Linked DNA regions of Homo sapiens: region 1 is linked to region 2. The links are chromatin loops, found by intact Hi-C in ENCODE. Cell type or tissue: PC-3. All regions are shown on one strand.

Region 1 (4,000 bases), 81 kb after region 2:
TCTTTCCTTTCAAAACACTCCATATTTCTCCTCTTATTACATTTAAAATACTTCATTGTTGTTGTCTGTGGTTTTTTCTTTTCTACTAGACTGTGATCACACAAAAAGTAGATACAATACCTATCATGTTCCCATTGTATTCCTATCATAGGCATACATTAAGTTTATTGAATAAATAAATTAATGGATCTTAGGAGCAAATCAGACTAAACAAAGTTATTATTTTCCTTTGGTAAAACTGTTAGAATGATATATCACTATGAAAGCCTAGTCTATCACATGCATGATCTCTCATGACAAGATGTGCCAATATGGTCTAGTTAAATGGATTTTAGTATAGTTAAATGATTCATACCAAATTGGTCAACCAGATTAATGGATTAATGCTGACATGTAGAGAGATCTATGGTGGTAGGCCACAGATCTCTGTTATATGTCATATCTTATTCAGAATTTTAAAAATTATTGACTTGATTGAAGGCAGAGAAAGCAAGCTTATGAAATATTCAGATGACACAAAAGTAGGTGGGAGAGTTAATAAAATGAATAAAAGCCTTATGCTTTGAAATGGTCTTCATGATTTGGAATAATAGAATAAAACTAACATAATGACATTTCATAGGGATTAATATAAATCTATAGGTTTAGGATAAACATTTTAAAATCCATTTAATATTCAAGAAGAATGGATTGCATACCTACTGTGTTCTAGTCAATGGTGCTGGGGATGCAAAAAAAAAAAAAAAGCATAGCCTCTGCCCTTGAAATAGTTAAATTTTGACGATGATATTGAATCTAGATCATGGTACATAATAGGCTCATTGCACTTTGTATTTTCTACATAGAGAATGTTGTATGCTGTTGTAGGTATCATATTAATTTTACAATATATGCAGAAAGTATACTATTTAGTTTAAAATTTAAACATTTCAATGGTATCAGTCGGAATAATTTAGATTATGCTATTGTAATAATCCCCAACTCTTGGTGGTTTGTAAAAACAAAGTTTTATTTTTCACTTATGTAATGTGTTGGCTAGAAGCTCTGCTCTGTGACTCTTCATTCTGTGGCCCAGGGTGATGGAGCAACCACCATCATAAATATTACCAGTCACTGTGGCAGAAGGAAAGATAGCTGTGGAAGGCGTCACATTGACAAATAAATGCTCTGGCCTGGAAGTGACATGCAACTGTGAGCAATGACTTCTGGTCACAAATAATTGGCCAGAACCAGATGCATCACTCCATCAATCACAATGGGGCCAGGAAGTGCGGTCATATCATGTGACCGAAGGCAAAGAGGTGTTAAGTATTTTGAGAACAGAGTTAATGATCACCATTACTATATTGAGTAAAAAGTGAAAATTACCCTTCAACCTTAGACTTTATCCACTCCCCTCCTAAGGATTATAGTAGTGTCAAAAATTCCAAACTTTTTTTTTTTAAGAGATCTGAAGTGATTTTACCTTTATTTCCTTCACTTTAAGCCAGTGATGAAATTTCACAGTGATTTCTGGGATAGGGGCAGAAGGAAGGTGGTGTTAAGAATCATCAGGGCTGTGGCCTAGTCAGCCTGCAGAGGTGCAGGCAGGGTGGGCCCCCACTGGGACAGCTGGAGGAGGCAGGTAGGTGATGTTCTCAGAGCTGAGAGCTGGTATGTGATGTCCTCTGCAGCTTCCAGCACGCTCAGCTCGATCAGGCCGTCCCCTGCGGTGGCCAGTGAGTTGGGGATCAGCTTGGCTTCCATGGAGTCACCCTCAGCAGAGATGATGGCTGCTATTTTCTGCTGCTCAGCCTTTTCCACCACAAATCTGGCCCTCTCTGCTTCCTGCTGATCCACCTCTTTGGCTTCCACTGCTTCTGTGAACTCCTTCCCGAAGGTGGGATGTGTCAAGGACACATCGTCCAGGATGAGCCCAAAGGTGGCTGCTCACTCCGTAAGATTGTCACTCACCTGCCTGGAGAGCAGCTCTCTCTGGGTGATTAGTTCTCCAGCATCAAAGTGAGACACCACCGACTTGAGGATCTTGGTAGTGATGGATGGCAGCACACGCTCATCATAGTCCTCTCTGATGCTGGTGAAGATGCAAGGAAGCTGGCTAGCGACAGGCCAGGAGAGGATGTGCAGTGTGATGTTGACATTCTGTAAGTCTTTGCTACCAGTGATGACTGGTACATTAAGTGGTCGAGAATGGCAGTCAAAGATAATTGGTTTCTGTACCCATGGGATAGGAAAGTGAGTCCCTTCCCCTACCACAATGTCCTGTACTCCACAGAATCGGTCAAAGATGACAGCTCTGTGACCAGCATCCACATTATATAAGGCAGAGTTCAGCATGCTTCCTACAACAGCTAAGGCCAGGCCAAACTTGCCAATGGACACAAACACTTTGGCAGCCATGTTTTCTTCTGCTGGACCCTCTCACACCTGCTTCCACTCTGACCTCCACATGAATTCCCCAGCCACACATCCAAACCTCTTCCTACAGATTTCCATACACATACACACACATTCTCAGGCATGCATACATACATAGATTTTTCCATTATATGTGGAATCATATCTATTTTTCATATATCTTGTAGATCTACCCATGTCTATCCATACCTCTTTATCTCAGTCTCTTTAATGGTTGTATAGTATTCCATTTATGAATGTATCACCCCTACCCATGACAAGGTATTTAGTCTGTTATCAGATTTTCACCATCACAATGCATACTGCATTGACCATCCTTGTATGTGCATATATTTTTATGCATAATCATTTGGATTGCTGTAGTATAGATTCATACAAAAGCAATTCTTGAGCACTTTAATTTTTGCCAAATACTAACAAATTGCCTTGTAAAATGCTGTCCTAATTTATAATGTCATAAACAGAATATGAATGTGTACATTAAATTTTGAGAAGACTATTGACAAACACTTTTATTGATGGAAGAAAATGTTAGATGATGAGGGATTTAGACACCACATCAAAAATTGAGTAAGACTCATTGATCAATGAGTGTGATTGAAGACTTTTTGTCTAAACTGCTTGTAACACCTTATACCTACTACTTCTAGGTTTCCTGGCTGGAGAAACCCTGAAAAAGACTAGTCCCTGTAACACATAACACTTTTGATTTTATCTTAATGGTCAGAACTCAAGATTATATCTTAATGATCAGAACTCAATACCTTTCCATATCCAGCTGCTAGGGAGGCTGTGAAATGAAATTTTCATTTTTGTGGACTATGTATGGAGCCCAAAGCTGGGGACTATGATCACTACAGAAATCAAAAAGAAACCCTATAGTTACTTATGCCAGTTTTTTTCTTTATACTTGCTTCTCCTTGCATTCTCTCCTGAGATAGTCCCTTCTGCTGTCTCTCAATGTTTCATCACTCACTATTCCTCTTATCTATTCCCCTTTTTTGCTATGTCAACTTTTTGAGTCTCCACTTCTAATTTTTTCTCTCTCTGCTTCTTCATGTTTTTTCTCTTTCTCCTCTACGATTTTTTTCCCTCCCTTTCTGTGTCCTATCCACCTGACTCTATCTTTTGCTATCTCTGTTTTCTTACTTGTGTGCCTTTGGCTATGTTGGTTTCAGTCTCTGTGTCTCTTTATTTCTACCTCTGATTCTAATGGTTAGGGCTAACAACAGACTTGGCTGCCACTTTATGCAGTTATTTTCAAATGACAGAAGTGCTTGAGAATAGGCTAGATATAGGAATGCTGTAAAAAGGATTTCTTGATTGGTTGAAAGTTGGACTAGGTAACTATTGAGGTCCTTTCCAAATTTGAGTTTGAGAGCCATATTTCCCTCCATAGTAGATAGAATCTAGTTAACATTATTGCATCTCTGTTTTCTGATTGAATAGCTAATAGGACCTCAGGGCCATCTCTATGTGAATACCAGACTTCATTGCAAATTACTATAGAATTATAAAATGTAAGAGATAGAGATAAATGTGTGTTGACTAAAGAACTGTCTTTCTCTGTATATATGTATGT
Region 2 (4,000 bases):
GGCCCAGGGTCCGGGGGCTAGTGCCATGCTAAAGGCCAGACTGGAGGTGCCAGGGATCCAACCAGAAAGGAAAGACTTGACCAGGTGGTGTCCTTCCACCAAGGGGCCACCCCGTGTTGCTGCCTGCCGTACCCAGCTGGTTGGAAGCACCTGGCAGTTGGCATTGAGGACCACTAACAGTAAAGTAGGTGCGGAGGGGGTTGGCGGGAGGTGGTAGTGAAGGTTGCACAGGGCCAGCCGGCTAGCGTAGGGAAGTTTGCATGAGCTCCGTAGGCAAGGAGAAATGGAAAATTGGCTGGCTATCTCCCTTCAAAAGAATTGGCTGTTAAAAAAAAAAAAAAAGAAAAAAGGAAAAACAGAAGCAGAAACGGCAGGACATCTTCTGTTTTAAAAATACAGACCATTTTCCCCCTCCCATGTATATAAACAACGAAAACCAGGAGGGTAGCTTGGTATTGGTTCCCGCCCGAAGGTCCTTTCCTTTCACACCCGACCTCTCTAGATCCCCGACTTAACCCCGATTGAAGAAGAAATTTTCCAGGATGGGGGTGGGGTTTTGCTGGATTTGTCGAAAGAGATGGTCCACAGGGGAAGAGTGCATAAACTTGGCGAGAGGCGAGAGAGGGAGAATAACCTTAATCATGCACAGGCTCCGGCCTTAACAGTTGAGTGGGTGGTGGACCGAGGCCAAGCGGCCAAATAAGTGGAGTAGAAAGGCGCGAGTCTGCGCTGCGTGCCACGTACCAAACGCTCAATTCTCCCTCCTGGGCCCTGTATCCATCTCTCGTTCGCTCTCTGTGGCTAATGCAGAGCGATGGAACAGCCTCGGGAGAATAGCTGGAGAAAGCTCAGAGAAAGACAAATTAAAAGGAGCTCAGCGCAGCAGCAAATGCTGGAGAACAGCGCTCAGCTGACCCGTTAAATGAGTAATTCGGTAAAGGTGTGTTAATCAGTGCGGCGCCCCGAGAGCCCAGCGAAACACTCTGGGAAGATACCTGGCGTGGCAACGGGACTCTTCAACGCTGCGATCTAGAAACGCTGCTAGTCCTGGGTCGTAGTCCCTCTCCCCTGTCTCGCTTAAAGAGAGGGGTTCCTGGGTTGCAATACGTTGGAGAGCAGGTGATCAGATGCATGGTTGGCGAGCCCCTGGCGCATGGCAGAATGATTGAGGCCAGGGTCCTAGCTGCAAGCCCATCCCTGCGTCCCAGTACATTACCTGCCTGCCCCATGACTGGCGGGGCTGGAGAACCCTGAGACTTAAGGATCTTATAGGTGGCAGGGGTGGAAAAGAAGAGTTCTCTCCGGTCCTGGAAAGCTCTAATTGTCAGAAAAACTAGGTGGTTTGCGTCTTTAAAAGCAAGTTCCAGTCTGCGGGGAACCAAGCAGGTGAACTCCTGACTGAACTAGATACCTGTTCAGCGGCTAGAACTGGAGACTGGGAGAGCTGGAAAACTTTTAGTGGCTTTCCATACCTGCACTCAGTTGAGCGCTCGCCCCAATCCTGTACGCCGGCCTACTCTGGTAAGGACGCTAGACGGCGCTGCCGGGACACGCTTTCCTTCTCCGGAGAAAGGTAAGAGAGCGCTTTTTTTTTTTTTTTAAACCAGGGGATGGGGGACTTGGGGTTGGCAGCCTTTCTCAATCTGCCTCCCCTCCCCGCGCTCCCAAATCTAAAGGGGTGTGGAAGAGGAGGAGGAGCAGAAGCAGCTCTTTTCGTGACGCGCCAGAGCGCTTCTCTCTAATTCCCACCTCCTCCCCGGTGCAATCAGTCAGCCAGGAGGCTCCAAACTGTTAGCGACAAAAACGCAGCTCTCGGTCACTCCCACTACCCTCCCACCCGCACTCCAGGCATATTTTGGAGGCGGCAGCAGCGGTGGCAGGATGTGAGGCGAGCCTGGAGCTCATTTCCAGGCGCCCTTCCCTCTTCGGAACTAAGGGAGACTTGTGGGCTTTTGCACACTGGCTGTAGGGTTCCCGGGAAAGACTGGAGCAGCGAACAGGAGGGAGAGAGGTGGACAGGCAGAGTCTGCACCTGCCGCCTGCACCTCCGTTAGGGCGACAGGGCAGCTGGTGTTTCGCTCCTGGAGTGTGCCTACCTCGCAAGGGGGGCGAGGGCCACAGGCTGAGGCGCCCGCGTCCCGGAGTGCACCGCTTGGCCGAGGCAAGGTGTTGCTGGGGCAAGGCTGCTCCGAAGCGAAGTCGCGCAAAAGGAAGAGTCTGGGAGGCAGGCGACTTAGGAGAGTCTAGTCACTGAGAGACAGAGGCAGCATCTGCCATTCTAACTACGGAGCTGAGTAATTTAGAAACCCTCCTTAACTCTCCCTTTCCAGCTCTCCCCAAAGTCCACAGAAGCTCTGCTGAACTCTAGAAATCTTCCCTGGCTGGGGGGAAGTTTACTAGTATCCTCTTTGGCTAAGACAGGGAGTGGAAAAAACAGGCGGGGCTGTACTGTCCGCTGTTTGGGGAGACGCGGTCTTCCTCGCGCCCCCTTCAGCCACTCCGACTGCCTGGGAAGTCCCAGCCCGCGCTCTCCGGAACCCGGCTCGCCGTCTCGCCCTGGACATGGAACTACGCATCTGAGACCTGCTGGACGTTTTGCTGGCCGTTTTGCAAGACTCAGGTAATGTCCACTCGCAGAGCTGGAGAGTTGACTGGCAAGGGCCAGGGGAGAACGCGCTGCGCTCTCAGTTGGCAGCGGGGCAGGCCGCAGCCAATGGAGGCTTTATCTTTCCTGCAGCTCTGGTCTCCGCGCCTGGAAATTTGCCAGTTGGCTTTCTCTTCCTTTAGCCTTCCCAGAAAGTTTAGGGAATAGAGCTCCGAAGGCCAGGGGCTCTTCGCCTGGGAGGAGCGTGCGCCGTCCTTCAGGTGCCCGCGAGCCCAAGCGTTGCGTTTCCGCGGCGGGATCTTCATGCTCTCTGCGGCTGGCGCGCGGGCTCTGCAGCCTGGAAGGCAATTTCCAACTGGGCGCTTCTGACTGCCCACATTTCTGCCGCAGCTGGGAGAGCAACTGGAGCTGGGAAGAGGCTCAAGGCGGCTCCTGGGTGGAGCAGCGAGGGGTTCCCCAGCAATACGCTGCCGCTCCTGGGATTCCCACCAAGCACTAGGCAGGGGAGATCGCTGGATATCTGGGGCCATCTCTGTGCTCCTGCACTGAGAGCCTGAAGGTACTTCCCCTGTGGTTCCCGAGACGCCCCCTTTCCTCTTCCCGCAAGAATCCCCGATACCCCTAGAGTGGGTTTCCCAGGTCCCCACTGCTGCTCAGGCGTGAGGATCTGCCCGCGCCAAATTGCGCTTCAGACTCCTTGTGAAGGAAAACTAGAGTGGGAGAGTAGGGATAGCCACTCGCGAGTGGCTCGCCTTGCCTCTCTGGGCCTGGCATTGGAGCAAACAGCTTGATCTGTCACCATCAGACGTTTAAGAAAAATGCTTTGGCAAGGAGACCCTGGCAAGGGAAATGTGTATTATAACAAATGTCTGCTTCAGGGGTTTCTCCTGGTCCCTGCAGCCATCCCCTCTCCATCTGTGCCGCCCAAGGACTTAGAGACATTAGTAAACAAGTATTCAAGATTTTCCCCTTGCCACCCACAAAAGTTGTGACTGCACAGAAGTATTGGAAAAGTACTTCTCAGTTGAAAGCTACTCTAGAGCCTATCACAGGTGTTTTTTTTAGGGGGAGTCTATTTAGGAGTATCTTGTCCCCGAATGAGGAAGCGGGACCTGCCCACCACCACTACCTTCAATCGAATGTGTAGACCTCCAAGAAGGAATCCTCCTTTCTTTTCCTGGCCAGGGGAATCAAGCTGTAGATTATTAAACATGCGGCATAGCTGGGAACAGACCCCAAGGAAGTAAGGGAGGGAGGGAGGAAAGGACACTTCTCTGAGCCTGCAAGTTCAGCACGGGCGTCCTACAGTTCAGGAAGACTACCTCAGTGACAGAGTCCCTGGGAATGAAGGAGTTAAGTTTTTGGGACAAGTGTCTGGGACTGGGGTCCATTTTC

Evidence for each region. Hi-C counts contacts between places; a loop is a spot of excess contacts. Peaks named below come from ENCODE experiments on the same cell type or tissue, not always from the same donor. Only the 100,000 strongest peaks of a DNase experiment are listed, where the experiment ranks them.
Region 1: it touches region 2 in a loop (2.9-fold over the local background); 1 of 110 quality-filtered maps calls a loop at or near these places.

What each region holds. Positions count from the first base shown.
Region 1 is chrX:104,645,601-104,649,600 of GRCh38, forward strand. The region is part of intron 1 of IL1RAPL2 (interleukin 1 receptor accessory protein like 2); the gene reads left to right. It also overlaps the pseudogene PHB1P10. Among named protein-coding and RNA genes, the nearest start is that of IL1RAPL2, 81 kb to the left of the region's middle. In PC-3, no CTCF peak of the experiment used is centred here; no DNase peak of the experiment used is centred here.
Region 2 is chrX:104,564,432-104,568,431 of GRCh38, forward strand. It overlaps IL1RAPL2 (interleukin 1 receptor accessory protein like 2), which reads left to right and starts at 1,768. Exons shown (of 11, transcript NM_017416.2): 1 at 1,768-2,620. RefSeq lists an enhancer at 2,845-3,602. In PC-3, CTCF peaks have their summits at 1,534 and 1,743; a DNase peak (open chromatin) is centred at 1,510; H3K4me3 peaks cover 2,901 bases; H3K27me3 peaks cover 1,668 bases.